Linked DNA regions of Homo sapiens: regions 2 and 3 are each linked to region 1. The links are chromatin contacts, found by Hi-C or POLR2A ChIA-PET in ENCODE. All regions are on one chromosome and are shown on one strand. The core of a region is the stretch at or near the end of the contact, and the rest is flanking DNA. Distances in the headings are between cores, read along the strand shown. Region 1 holds the start of TYSND1 (trypsin like peroxisomal matrix peptidase 1). Region 2 overlaps PALD1 (phosphatase domain containing paladin 1). Region 3 holds the start of NODAL (nodal growth differentiation factor).

What was found. Hi-C counts contacts between places; a loop is a spot of excess contacts on that map. ChIA-PET counts read pairs that join two places held with the same protein, here RNA polymerase II (POLR2A). Pooled maps may share reads with other maps.
Region 2: a map with no recorded cell type shows a loop between it and region 1 (3-fold over the local background). The contact joins the enhancer-like site here to the promoter of TYSND1 in region 1. A Hi-C loop is called at or near these places in 3 of 37 single-sample maps with no recorded cell type and 2 of 50 pooled maps. POLR2A ChIA-PET finds 5 or more read pairs at or near these places in 1 of 52 experiments (HEK293).
Region 3: POLR2A ChIA-PET joins it to region 1 with 10 read pairs in activated CD4-positive, alpha-beta T cell. The contact joins the promoter of NODAL here to the promoter of TYSND1 in region 1. A Hi-C loop is called at or near these places in 1 of 50 pooled maps. POLR2A ChIA-PET finds 5 or more read pairs at or near these places in 2 of 52 experiments (AG04450 and activated CD4-positive, alpha-beta T cell).

The regions. Positions count from the first base shown.
Region 1 is chr10:70,144,701-70,149,417 of GRCh38, reverse strand. It overlaps TYSND1 (trypsin like peroxisomal matrix peptidase 1), which reads left to right and starts at 2,718. Exons shown (of 4, transcript NM_173555.4): 1 at 2,718-3,997. The coding sequence starts at 2,832. It overlaps SAR1A (secretion associated Ras related GTPase 1A), which reads left to right. Exons shown (of 7, transcript NM_020150.5): 7 at 1-2,129. RefSeq lists silencers at 2,947-3,256, 3,587-3,816 and an enhancer at 3,407-3,456.
Region 2 is chr10:70,488,160-70,492,876 of GRCh38, reverse strand. All of the region lies in intron 1 of PALD1 (phosphatase domain containing paladin 1), which reads right to left. Among named protein-coding and RNA genes, the nearest start is that of PALD1, 12 kb to the right of the region's middle. RefSeq lists a silencer at 2,555-2,654. Within about 2 kb of position 2,561, at least 2 of the 41 ENCODE cell types and tissues checked have a DNase peak (open chromatin) inside an H3K27ac peak, as active enhancers do.
Region 3 is chr10:70,439,166-70,443,882 of GRCh38, reverse strand. NODAL (nodal growth differentiation factor) reads left to right here and starts at 2,202. Exons shown (of 3, transcript NM_018055.5): 1 at 2,202-2,408. The coding sequence starts at 2,216. RefSeq lists enhancers at 1,216-1,510, 909-1,518, 2,129-2,738, 2,739-3,346, 3,347-3,956.

The DNA of each region.
Region 1 (4,717 bases), core at 1,469-3,968:
GTGCAATGGGTTCTTTTCAACCAAGTATTAAAGTATTGGAGATATTGCCGGGCGCGGTGGCTCACGTCTGTAATCCTAGCGCTTTGGGAGGCCAAGGCGGGCGGGTCATGAGGTCAGGAGTTCAAGGCCAGCCTGACCAACATGGCAGAGCTCCGTCTCTACTAAAAATACAAAAATTAGCCAGGCACGGTGGGACGCACCTTTAATCCCAGCTACTCAGGAGGCTGAAGCAGGAGAATCGCTTGAATCGGGGAAGCGGAGGTTGCAGTGAGCCGAGATCGCGCCACTGCACTCCAGCCTGGGTGACTCCCATCTCAAAAAAAATAAAAAGTACTGGAGGTGTCCTGTTGTCCTTGTTACTGTGAAAGGATGCCATGGGTTGTATGGGCAAATGAGTTGTTTTGTTTGAGGCAGAGTGGAAAATAAGATTAGGCTCAGTCCATGAGCCTAGCACTCAACAGATCTTACTTTGGCGTTCTGGCTGTGACTTGGGACTTCTTTTTACCATGGTCTGCTGTAAACACAGAAAAACCCAATGCCTAACAGTTCATGCTGGAGTCTTGAGCGTTGAGGGAGAATCACTGGACTCGAGAGAGAAAGTTTGTTTGTTTGTTTGTTTGTTTGTTTTTTGAGTTGGTCTCACTCTGTCGCCCAGGCTGGAGTGCAGTGGTATGAACATAGGTCACTGCAGCCTTGACCTCCTGGGCTTAAGTGATCCTCCCATCTCAGCCTCCCAAGTAGCTTGGGACCACAGGGTTGCACCACCGTGCTCAGCTAGTTTTCAAAATTTTTGTAGAGTTAAGGTCTCATCATGTTGCCCAGGCTGGTCTCAAACTCCTGGGCTCAGGAAATTCTCCTACCTCAGCCTCCCAACGTGCTGGGATTCCAAGTGTGAGCCCCTGTGCTCCACCAAGAGAAAAACTCTTTGATTGCTAGGAAGTTGGGATAAAGAAATTGTGCTGTGATCAAGCCACCTTCTGTGTCATAGAACCAAAAGAAGACCGCCTGCTATGGCAAGATGGCCTAATTTTATTCCTGCCTCATACTATCATGGATAATCGTTTTCCTTTCTCTAGCAGGTTTGTGTCACTGGGAGTACTGGGAGCATTATCCTGTGTTGTGCTGGGGTTATACCAAGCAGTGTTAACTTTATTTAAAGAATTCAGGCAGAAAGATTAGAGAATTTAAGTAGCAATTGTATATGGTAAGCAATACAGTAACCTTAATAAAAATTAATGATGGCCGGGTACGGTGGCTCACGCCTGTAATCCCAGCACTTTGGGAGGCCGAGGCGGGCGGATCACAAGGTCAGGAGATCGAGACCATCCTGGCTAACACGGTGAAACCCCGTCTCTACTAAAAATACAAAAAATTAGCTGGGCGTGGTGGCAGGCGCCTGTAGTCCCAGCGACTGGGGAGGCTGAGGCAGGAGAATAGCGTGAACCCAGGAGGCGGAGTTTGCAGTGAGCGGAGATCGCACCATTGCACTCCAGCCTGGGCGACAGAGCGAGACTCCGTCTCAAAAAAATAAATAAATAAATAAAAAATAATGTGTATTTTATCAATTCAGTGATAAAGCAGACCTTTGTAAACTGTCTAGCTTGTGGTGACTGATTGAGGGTATCATGAAGCTCCGCGCCCCCCCACTCCCCGACATACTCGTTCATCCTCCTCTGTCCTAAAGCGTACTTCTTTGGAAAAGTAGAGCAGTTTATGTTAGTGTACACTAGAGATGGTAAACTATGCCTTGTGGGTCAAATCGGGCCTGCTGCCTGTGTTTGTATGGCCTGTGAGCAAAGAAAGGTTTTTACATATTTAAATGGTTGGAAAAAATATTTAAAGAATGCTATTTTTGGACACAAAAAATTGTATGAAATTAAAATTTCAATGTCTGTATCTTTTTATTGGGACACAGCCACCGCCATTCCTTTAGCTTTTGTATGCAACAGCTGCAGAGTTGACTATTTGAGACAAGTTGTATGGTCCCCCCAAACTGGAACTGTTTCCATTCTGGCCTTCTACAGAAAGTATTTGGACCCTGGCCTAGATAAATCCTGGCTGGTGGTTATGTTATGTGAAATGTGCACACTGTAAAATATAGGCCTGTATGATTAAAATTTTTGATTTCAGCTACTGTTCATAGTCGATTTAAAGGGCAATTTAATTTACAGCAAATCCAGTTTCTCGGAGATTTGTGTTGGGGCTTTGGCAGCAAAAAAAAATCCTAGGAGTAATCTTGAGAGTTCCATGCCCCCTAGTGGATTGCTATAGGGTTTACTTTTAAATTTTCAAAACACTGAATTGGCCAAGGATTTCCTTGGTCCATATTATCCCAAGGGTCAGAGGCTGAAGGTCGCCTAGACCTGGGCAGATGCTCACAGGTACTGTCGTGGCCTGGGCAAATCTAGGCACGTCAGCGCTCATTTCTATTCCCTTTCCCACATTCCAGCAAACGAGACTAGGCTTGAAGGGACCCACCCTCCTCTCCTCTGATTCCTCGTGACGCCGCACTCCTCTTACTCTCCCCGGGGCTCATCCGGGGGAATGGGGCAGATTATGTCCCACCGGTTGGACAAACTAACGAGGGCGGGGAAAGGAAAAAAAAAATCAGAATAGGAAGCCAATCAGAGCTCGGTACAAGCCCAGCCAATCGGGTCGGGTCAATTGGGGCTTAGCCAATCGGGCTCGATGAGGAAGACGTGAGTCAGAGCTTGCGCCTCTCGCTTCCAGCTGTGGGTGGCGCTAGGCAGCTTCAGCCGGACCGGGTAGGGGTCCTCGCTCGCTAGCTTGCTGTTTCTCGGAGAAGCTCCCGAGTGTCCGGCCTAGAGGCCATGAGAAGGCAGTGGGGGTCTGCCATGAGGGCGGCCGAGCAGGCGGGCTGCATGGTGAGCGCCTCCCGGGCCGGACAGCCCGAGGCGGGCCCGTGGAGCTGCAGCGGGGTAATCCTGAGCCGTAGCCCGGGCCTGGTGCTTTGCCACGGGGGCATCTTCGTCCCCTTCCTGCGAGCTGGCAGCGAAGTCCTGACCGCGGCCGGCGCCGTCTTCCTGCCTGGCGACAGTTGCAGGGACGACCTGCGCCTGCACGTGCAGTGGGCCCCAACGGCCGCGGGTCCCGGGGGCGGCGCGGAGCGGGGCCGCCCAGGGCTGTGCACGCCCCAGTGCGCGAGCCTCGAGCCCGGCCCACCTGCCCCGTCCCGCGGGCGTCCCCTGCAGCCCCGGCTTCCTGCTGAGCTGCTGCTGCTGCTGAGCTGCCCGGCCTTCTGGGCCCACTTCGCGCGCCTCTTCGGGGACGAGGCAGCGGAACAGTGGCGCTTCTCGAGCGCGGCGCGGGATGACGAAGTGTCGGAGGACGAGGAGGCGGATCAACTGAGAGCGCTGGGCTGGTTTGCGCTGCTGGGCGTGCGGCTAGGCCAGGAGGAGGTGGAGGAGGAGCGCGGGCCAGCCATGGCGGTGTCGCCTCTCGGGGCCGTGCCCAAGGGTGCGCCATTGCTGGTCTGCGGCTCCCCTTTCGGCGCCTTCTGCCCCGACATCTTTCTCAACACGCTGAGCTGCGGGGTGCTCAGCAACGTGGCCGGCCCACTGCTGCTTACCGACGCACGCTGCCTGCCCGGCACCGAGGGCGGCGGCGTGTTCACCGCGCGGCCCGCGGGGGCGCTGGTGGCGCTGGTGGTGGCGCCGCTCTGTTGGAAGGCCGGCGAATGGGTGGGCTTCACGCTGCTCTGCGCCGCCGCCCCCCTTTTCCGCGCCGCCCGCGACGCGCTTCACCGCCTGCCGCACAGCACCGCTGCCCTGGCCGCCCTTCTGCCGCCAGAGGTGGGCGTCCCGTGGGGTCTGCCCCTCCGAGACTCCGGGCCCCTGTGGGCAGCCGCGGCAGTGTTGGTGGAGTGCGGCACCGTATGGGGCTCCGGAGTGGCTGTGGCACCCCGCCTTGTAGTGACCTGTCGGCACGTGTCCCCTCGGGAAGCAGCCAGGGTCCTGGTGCGCTCCACCACCCCCAAGTAAGCCCGCAGGGCTGACGCCACTTCATCCCTTTCCAGGTCTCAGATCTGGGTCCAGCCCTAATACTCTTGAGTATTGTGCAGGCCTTTCTTGTGTCACGCGGATGCTTTGGGCGTGTAGTGGGTAGAGACCTGGAACCCTCCCCTCATCCTTTATACCCAGAACCCCTGTGGGGAGAATCTGGGGCAAGGTGTCAAGCTCGAAGCAGCTCTGGATTTGGGTACTGTGGGACACCCTGAATCCGGAACAGGGCATCTTTGAGCTCCCCTCAAAGGCTGAGTTTCTTCTGGGCAGCTTCACTGTCTGATAGCCCTGCACGCCATACCCCTCGGTTCTCTGGCCCTTTGAACAGAGATTCCCTAACCCTGCTGCTTCTCCTCTGAAAGTGATAAGGTCCCAGAGGCCCAGGATGGTGCTCTCCTGGGGTAAGGAGATGGGTATGTTAATTTTATCCATCTTTTAGTGCTTAGCCAGAGCTTCCCGTCTGAGTGAAACGTGAGTTTCTACGTAATCAGAAGGTAGGGGGGTGGCCCACGCAGCTGTACATGGTTCAGCCCAGCCTTGCAGCCCAGGCTTTTCCAAATCTCTTCCTGAATCCCCAAGCTTAGCCAGGTGTGGGTAACACTGCCCAGTTTTGCCATAGGTGTCCCCACTGTGGCCTATAGGACAGCCATGACTTTATAGGGAAGACTGATGATGAAGGTTTGCCTATGGTGTGT
Region 2 (4,717 bases), core at 1,312-3,811, 340 kb before region 1:
TTAAAATTGAGATATAATTCACATACCATAAAATTCACCCTTTAAAGTACAGATGCTCCTTGATGTAATCATGGGGTTACATTCTGACAAACCCATCATAAATTATACATATCATAAGTCAAGGCCAGGTGGTGGCTCACACCTGTAATCCCAGCAGTTTGGGAGGCCAAGGCAGGTGGATCACCTGAGGTCAGGAGTTCTACACCAGCCTGGCCAACATGGTGAAACCCCATCTCTACTAAATACACAAAAATTAGCCAGGCGTGGTGGCAGGTACCTGTAATCCCAGCTACTCAGGAAGCTGAGGCAGGAGAATTGTCTGAACCCAGGAGGCAGAGACTGCAGTGAGCCAAGATTGCGCCACTGCACTCCAGCCTGGGTGACAGAGCAAGACTCTGTCTCAAAAAAAAAAAAAAAAAAAAAAAAAAGTCAAAAATGCATTTAATTCTGGTAACACAGCAGATAGCCCCTGACTTAACGATGGTTCCACTTACACTTTTTCAACTTTACAATGGTAGAGTGATACAAATCGCAGGATGTAAAGAGGTCCTTGACTTACCACGGAGTTATACGCAGATAAACCCATTGTAAAGTTGAAAAAGCATAAGTGGAACCACCATAAGTCAGGGACCGTCTGTATATGACTTAATGATTTTTAGTATATTCACAAAGTTGTGCAACCATCACCGCTGTCTAATTCCAGAACATCAAACTCAAAAAGTTAAACAAAGACTTACCATATGACCAAGCAATCCCACTGCTAAGTATATACCCAAGAGAATAAAAAACAAGTATCCAAACAAATACTTGCACATGAACATTCATAGCAGCCAAACAGCTATTCACAATAGCCAAAAGGTAGAAACAACCCAAATGCCCATCAAATAATAAACGAATAAACAAAGTGCGGCCTATCCATACAATGGAAAGTTACTCAGCCATAAAAGGGAATGGAGTACTGATATTTGCTACAACACAGATGAGCCCTGAACACTATGCTAAGTGAAAAAAGCCAGACACAGAAGGTCACATATTACATGATTCCCCTTACATGAACTATCCAAAATAGGTAAATCCAGAGACAGAATGCAGATCCATGGTTGCCAAGGCTGGGGGAGGGGAAACTGGGAGGGATTACTTAATGGATGGATGGAGTTTTCCTTTTGGGGTGATGAAAATGTTTTGGAACTGAAAATGTTTGTGGTGATGGTTGCAAAACATTGCAAATGTACTGTCACTGAACTGTACACTTTAAAAGGGTTATTTTAATGTCATTTCAAAAAGTAATGAGAGCATCCCCTGGTCATCTGAATAACCATCTCATAAGCAAGCAGTGCCCTACAATTTGAGCCTCAAGTTTGCTCCTGTGTTTACAATCCAGTTCCTTCTCCATGAAGGCCAAATGATATCATCACACACAGCACAAAGAAAGGTTGTGATTCAAATAGGAAAAAAAAAGCAGGTGGGGAGGGAGAACAGAGCCACCCCATAGCCCATGGCAGCCTGGAGGTGCCCAGTTCAAAGGCCCAGCCTCTTAGCAGTCAGGACCATGTGCATGTTGACAGCATCTGTGTGAAGTGAGTAAAGCCCATCTCTGTGCCAAATTCCTGATTCCTACAAGAAGTGGGTTTAGGCTGGGCACAGTGGCTCACGCCTGTAATCCCAGCACTTTGGGAGGCCGAGGCAAGTGGATCACGAAGTCAGGAGATCGAGACCATCCTGGCTAACATGGTGAAACCCCGTCTCTACTAAAAATACAAAAAATTAGCCAGGCGTGGTGGCAGGTGACTGTAGTCCCAGCTACTCAGGAGGCTGAGGCAGAAGAATGGTGTGAACCCAGGAGGCGGAGCTTGCAGTGAGCCCAGATCGCACCATGCCTGGGCGACAGAGCGAGACTCTGTCTCCAAAAAAAAAAGAAGTGGGTTTAAGAGCCACTACAAGCAGATTTCAATAATGCCACTATTCCATGCTTATCTTCAATCAAACAAGCCAGCTTTCCGAGTATCGGGCAATACCCCATTAAAACAGACATTCAGGGATTGCTCACACGTAGTCTAGGCTTAAATGTGAGGTCTGATTACCCCAACCCGTCCCATCAGCCCAACATTATTAGTACTTCCCTATACAACAGGCCCAAGAAACAGAGGCAGGGAACACAGGAGAGGCCCAAGGGCACAGCTCTCTACCATCAACCCAAGGCTGGCAATGTAGGTGCAGTTAACATCCTTCCAATTAAAGTAATTGTTCATTGGAAATGAGTTGGCTTTCTGGTTTTACTACTATTTCCTGTTTTTTTAATAGTTTTGTAAAAACTTTAAGTCTAAGGTGCTTATGCCTGGTCTTATACACATTTCAGTTATATTACAGTAAGAATAATGTCAATCAGCAAGTGAGGGGTTTGTTGTTGTTTTTCAAAAGGGAGTCCTGAGCTCAGGAGTTGAAGACCTGGGCAACACAAGACCTTGTCTCTATTAAAAAAACTTTTAAATTAGCCGGATGTGGTGGCACATGCCTGTGGTCCTAGCTACTCAGGAGACTGAGGAGGGAGGATCACCTGAGCCCAGGAGGTTGAGGCTTCAGTGAGCCGTGATTGCACCACTGCACCCCAGCCTGAGCAACAGAGTGAGACCTTTAAAAAAGAGAGAGAGAGAGAGGGCCAGGCGTGGTGGCTCATGCCTGTAATCCCAGCATTATGGGAGGCCGAGGCAGATGGATCACCTGAGGTCAGGAGTTCAAGACCAGCCTGGCCAACACGGTGAAACCTCATCTCTACTAAAAATACAAAAATTAGCTGGGCATGGTGGCAGGTGCCTGTGATCCCAGCTACTCGGGAAGCTTAGGCAGGAGAATCGCTTGAACCCGGGAGGCGGAGGTTGCCATCAGCCGAGATCACGCCACTATACTCCAGACTGGGCAACAGAGCGAGACTCCATCTCAAGAAAAAAAAGAGAGAGAGAGGGAGTCTACAAAAAACCCATATGTTGTATGATTTCATTTATATGAAATGTCTAGAATTAGCAAATCTATAGAGATACAGAGCATGCTAGCGGGCTGGGGGTGGGGAGTGACTACCAATGGGTACTGGGGTATCTTTTGAGGTTGATGAAAATGTTGTAAAATTAGACTGTGGTGAGACAACAGCTCTTTGAATGTACTAAAAGCTACTAAATGAGTGAATTGTACAGCATGTGAATTAGATCTCAATAGGGCTGTGAATTGGAAGTCCACGTATTACCCACATTTGAGCAGCACTGAGCTGCAGAAAGGGAGACATCCACAAACCCACCTATGCAGAGCTCCCTGCCAGGTCCTCCCCTCCCCCTACAGGATTCCTGAGCCCAGGATGAGACCCCAAGTCACAAGACAACCCCTTCCTGGGTAAGCAAGTGGCTGCCCTGGAACCACCACACAGGATTCCTATCTCCCAGAACCCATGTCTTACAATTAAGGCACTACTTTGTACTGTTAAGTTAGGGAAAACTTAAAAACAATGAAAACAACCAACTTTAGGATGCAGGGGATGGGGTTCATCTACACATCGATGGCAGTGTCAAGGAAAGCAGCATGACATAAGACTCAGAGCACCTGGGACCCCACTGGCTGCAGTCTCATTGGTTGGGGTTGGGGTGGGGCCAGGAGGGTGAAAATCTGAGCCCAGGCAGCCCCTTCCTCAGAGGCCACAGGCATCCCATCCTCCACCCACGTAGGCTGGGCAAGATAGCTATTGGGAGGCCCCTACAGGCTGCCTAAAGAGACTTTGGCAAGGGGCAACTCCCCAAGGGTCCCTCTTCTGTCAACCCAACGAACTGCCCTCTCCTGGGCCTATTCCTTCCAGTGACACTTCAGAGAGACGGGAAGAAGCCCCCACCAGCGGCAGCCAAGTCGGGGTCATTGGTGAAGCGGCAGAAGGACACATCCGCCCAGAACCCCCAGCAGTAGGAGGATACATCCACCCAGACCCCCAGCAGCAGGAGGATACATCCACCCAGACCCCCAGCAGCAGAATACATCCACCCAGACCCCAGGGACGGGTCACGACAGAGGCTGTTTTGGACAGACTGATCCCCTTTGATCCAATGCTACTCTTCTCCAGAACCTGCTCTAAATTAACCACCTCCAGGAAGACTTCTTCCCATCTCTCCCAAAGCCTCGCCAAGCCCCAGCTCAGGGCATGTGCTCAGAACTCCCATGGCAGTGGTGGGGTCCCTCTGCATGATACATGGCCGGATGAAAGCAGGCCCCACAGCCATGGACCGAGTTTGAGCTCATTTACACCCCAAAAATAAAAAACCACACAAATTCATGTAGAGGTACAGAAAAAAGACCAAAGGATACTCAGCACACTGCTGACAGTGTTACCTACGGGGACCAGAGAGAGGGGAAGGAGGGGAAAGGGGACTTTGACATTTTACTTTCTATGAAGCTACTACTTGAATATTTTGTGAAGATTATTTTAGGCCAGGCATGGTGGCTTACGCCTGTAATCCCAGCACTTTAGGAGGCTGAGGCAGGCAGATCACTTCAGTCCAGGAGTTCAAGACCAGCCTGGGCAACAGGGCAAAACCCCGTCTCTACTAAAAATACAAAAATTAGCCGGGCATGGTGGTGCACACCTGTAGTCCCAACTACTCAGAAGGCTGAGGTGGGAGGATCATTTGAGGCCAGAAGTTAAGGCTGCAGTGAGTCGACCCTGAGCCACTTCACTGCAGCCTGGGCA
Region 3 (4,717 bases), core at 953-3,452, 290 kb before region 1:
TTCAGACATAGTGCCATTCACTGAATTTTTTTTTTATTTTTTTGAGACGGAGTTTCACTCTTGTTGCCCAGGCTGGAGTGCAATGGCGCAATCTTGACCCACTGCAACCTCCGCCTCCTGGGTTCAAGCGATGCTCCTGCCTCAGCCTCCCGAGTAGCTGGGATTACAGGCATGTGCCACCACGCCCAGCTAATTTTGTATTTTTGGTAGAGACAGGGTTTCTCCATGTTGGTCAAGCTGGTCTCAAACCCCCGACCTCAGGTGATCTTCCCACCTCAGCCTCCCAAAGTGCTAGGATTACAGGCGTGAGCCACTGCGTCTGGCCTCACTGAATTATTTACTTGTTTTTATTTTTTTTTTTTAAAGAGGGTCTTGCTATGTTGACCAGACTGGTCTCAAACTCCTGGCCTCAAGCTATCCTCCAGCCTTGGCCTCCCATGTGTTGGGATTACAGGCATGAACCACCACACCTGGCCTGAATTATTTACTTAACACAGATTTTTTGGGTTCCAACGATGATGATGGTATATACTGTGTGACAGCAGGATGAACAAGACATTTCCAGCTTTAGGAAACTAACAGACTGTCCAGGGCTCATGTGGTGGACAGCCCAGGTCTCCTGAATCTTAGATGAGGCCTCCAGCTATGTGGGACAGCCTCCTCCCCTAAGACAGAGGACAAAGGCTTGGAGCTCCTAGTTGAGCCTGCTGGGCCTTTCTCCATTTTCTAACAACCTGCTCAGGTCGCAGCCTATGGTTCTTTTGTTGTTGTTGTTGTTGTTGTTGTTTTGTTTTTTGAGACAGGGACTCACTCGGTTGCCCAGACTGGAGTGCAGTGGCCCGATCTTGGCTTATTGCAACCTTTGCCTCCCAGGCTCAAGCAATCCTCCCACTTCAGCCTCCAGAGGAGCTGGGACTACAGGCGCACACCACAAAAATGCCTGGCTCATTTTTGTATTTTTGGGTAGAGACAGGGTTTCACCATGTTGACCAGGCTGGTCTTGAACTCCTGAGCTCAGGTATCTGCCAGCCTCATCCTCCCTAAGTGCTGAAATTACAGGTGTGAGCCACCGTGCCTGGCCAGCAGCCTATGGTTCTTTTGAGCTAGAGGCATCCTGTGAAAGAAGTCAGGTGTATAGAGCACTTAGCACTATGCCTGGCGCTTAGTAAGTGTTCAGTAAGTGTTGGCCAGCAGCTAAGTGCTTGTCAAGGCTAGGTAGGTGGGGGGAGCTAAGAAGAGAAAGAGCCCTCAGGTGTAAAGGAAAACGGATGGGGCCAGACACTGGGGCAGGGATTTACATTTCTTTAAAAGTCATTCCAGCCCTGATTTGACTTTGCACCTGGAAGGGAGGAGGCCAGACAAGATCACTCTTGTGCAAATAAGGAAAGCTGAGCCCAGAGATCAAAGTGAGTGGCCCTGAGCCGACACCCAGGTCTTCTGTGGCCCTGCCACACCAGGCAGGGATTGGGGGATGTGGGCAACAAGGGTAACACCTTTCCTCCTGAAATCACTGGGGTGATGTCTGCCTGTCGGGGAAGAGCCTGATGAACCAGGATCACCCCGTTGGCTCCATCTGGCTCCAGCTTCTGCTGAACACTCCCTTTTCAGGTGGAGAAGTCATCGTCCTGGTCCCTCCTGCCTTCTGTCTTCCCCAGGAAAGCACTTCAGTATTTGGTAGGGCCAGGGGTGCTCCCCGAGGCCATCTAGACAGTGGCCAGGGAGGCTGCGCCGGCCAGATTGTGTCAAAGTCTGCCTGAGAGCCACGAGGATCCCTCGGCATTCTCTTCCTGCTTCTTGAGGAGCCTGCGGTCCATTTGCAGCCTGAGTGGAGAGGATGGGGCAGGGATCCCAGGTGAGGTCGAGTAAGGAAGTCGCAGTTCTGACCTGGGAATCTGCCGGGACAAGCCTGCTCTGTCTCAGCATCAAGGCGTTTGGTACCTAGAGGAGCAGGGTGCCAGGGTGTCCAGACCGGGCAAACCAGGAGCCCTAGATCCCGTCCCTGGAACTAGGTCCTCCGCCAGCTTTGCGGGCCTCCTCCGCACCAGGCTCAGGTCTCGCCCATCCCCAGCAGGAGGTCTCTCTGCCCCCCACCCTCCGGAGGGGGGTTATATGATCTTAAAGCTTCCCCAGAGGGAGGAAAGGTGGGGGCGGGGCGGCTGCTGAGGCCCAGGATATAAGGGCTGGAGGTGCTGCTTTCAGGCCTGGCCAGCCCACCATGCACGCCCACTGCCTGCCCTTCCTTCTGCACGCCTGGTGGGCCCTACTCCAGGCGGGTGCTGCGACGGTGGCCACTGCGCTCCTGCGTACGCGGGGGCAGCCCTCGTCGCCATCCCCTCTGGCGTACATGCTGAGCCTCTACCGCGACCCGCTGCCGAGGGCAGACATCATCCGCAGCCTACAGGCAGAAGGTAGGCAGTGCCGCGTGCCGCGCCCTGCTGGGCACCCCCGGGGCGCCTCCGCCGCGTCCAGCCAGCGGACTCGGGAAGTGCTGTGGGTTGGGGGCTGCGGCTCCGAGCCGGGTTTGCAGCCGCCCGGGCGTCCCGAGCCCAGGGCCTAGCTCTGCGGGTGTCTCCGCGTCAGCAGGCTCGGGGTGCAGCGTTGGTGGCTGGGGGCGTATCCACGGCCGAGTCGGGAAGGGATTCTAGCGTTCAGGGTGTGTCCTCGACGGGGACCATTGTCTCTGGGTTTTGGTTTGGGATTGCGCGGAGCGCAGCGCGGAAGGGTGGGAGCTTCTAATCTCCAGTCTTGTGAAGTTGCTTATCCCGGAGCCTGGGTCTGCGCATCTGTAGGATAGGTGTAATAAATAACACCTCGCCTATCAGACTGTGGAAAGCGCGAGATGACAATGCGCGCGAAACGCTCAGCGCAGTACCCGGCACAGCCACAGTCAACGGTCGTTGGTATTACTGTAATGGTTTGGTCTTGGCGATTTTTTTTTCTTTCTGCGAGTGAGGGTGAATGGGTCCCGGGGTGTGACGTCGGGAGTATCGGCAGCTGAGCTGGTAACATCGGGGATTCGGGCTCACGGCCCGGAGATCAGGGATGGGCTGTCCCGAAGTCGCGAACTGTGGCAGCCTTGGGTCCTCCAGCCGCGCCGGGGAAGTGTCAAGTGTCTCGCTTAACCCCGGGTTCGGGGCCATGATTTGCAGGGGAGTGGGTGTCAAGGACGGCAGGGATCTGAGGGTATCGCCCTCGAGGACCTGGCAGCGCGTTCTGGGCACCCAGCGCGGCGAGCAGGTGGGTGCTGCGGAGAGGGAGCCCCTTCCGCGCCTCAATCCACATTCTGCCGCCTGGGCAGCCGCGGCCGCCCACGCCTCCCTCCGCCTGCGGGGGCCAGACGGCCCTCCCTGGGGCCGGGGCGCAATCCACAAACGCTAATCTGATCCGACCTGCCGCCTGCCCGCCCCTTGTGACCTGGTGCCGGGGGCCCTTCGCTCCCGCGCCTGGGGTCAGACAGCCGGTGACCCTCTCCGGAAGGGTCATCTGGGGACCAGCCAGACCAGGGGACACCCTCGGGGGCGGGGCAATGAGAAATTTGCTGGAGTGCTCGGCCCCTCAACCGAAAAGCGGCCGGGGATGGGAGGGGGCAAAGAAGGGAGGGAGCGCTTTTCCAGTTCACTCCCTTCTGGAAAGTTCGAGATGTGTGCGGTGATGGACAGGCATCTGGAAACTGGGTTCTAGGCCTCAAATCCTGCTTCCTGATTCCCTGTTGTCCCTGGCGCGTCTTGGTTTATCTGCCTTCCCTTCTGTAAATTAGGAGACTGCTCTCTTTCAGCTAAACACTGTTTTTTTGTTTGTTTGTTTTTTCTTTGAAACAGAGTCTCCCTCTGTTGCCCAGGCTGGAGTGCAGTGACACGATTTCGGCTCACTGCAACCTCCGCCTCCCAGGTTCAAGGAATTCTCCTGCCTCAGCCTCCCGAGTAACTGAGACTACAGGCGCGCGCCACTGCGCCCAGCTATTTTTTAATATTTTTAGTAGACACAGAGTTTCACCATATTGGCCAGGCTGGTCTCGCCTGGTCTCGTGGTCCGCCTGCCTCGGCCTCCCAAGGTGTTGGGATTACAGGCGTGAGCCACTGTGACCGGCCTAAACACTGTTTTTTAGTGTACAGCGGCATGTGGCACAGTTACGTTGTGAATTGGCCTCATTTTCTAAGAGCAGTGGGAAGAGCCCGCCTGGAGGGAGACTGGAGGAGAAGGGATGTCCTGGCCCCACTCCTTCCATCTTGGGTTTATTTAGAATAAGCTGCACCGCAGTTGCATGAAAGGGATGTTGGAGTCCAATTGGGTTTACATCTGTATCTGTTGCCGTTTAACCTTCACCTTGGACCTTCAGTTTTCTCATCTGCAAATGGTGAGATGAGAGGAACAGTGAGGAGATTTAGAGAATGCCTGTGAAACACTTGGCACACGGGAAGCCACTGATGGTAACGACCCTTATAATTTATGAAAATGTAGAGTGGGTGCTCAGTGTCAGGTCCTTACAGCCCTGCCTCACAGCCCTGTCTGGGGACGGCGGTGTCGGTGACTGGAAGGGAACCCAAGGGTGTGAGCCACTTTCTTCTTCAGAACTGGAGGTGGGGCCGGGCACAGTGGCTTACGCCTGTAACCCAGCACTTCGGGAGGCCGAGGTGGTCGGATCATGAGGTCAAGAGATCAAGACCGTCCTGCCCAACATGATGAAACCCTGTCTCTACTAAAAATACAAAAATTAGCT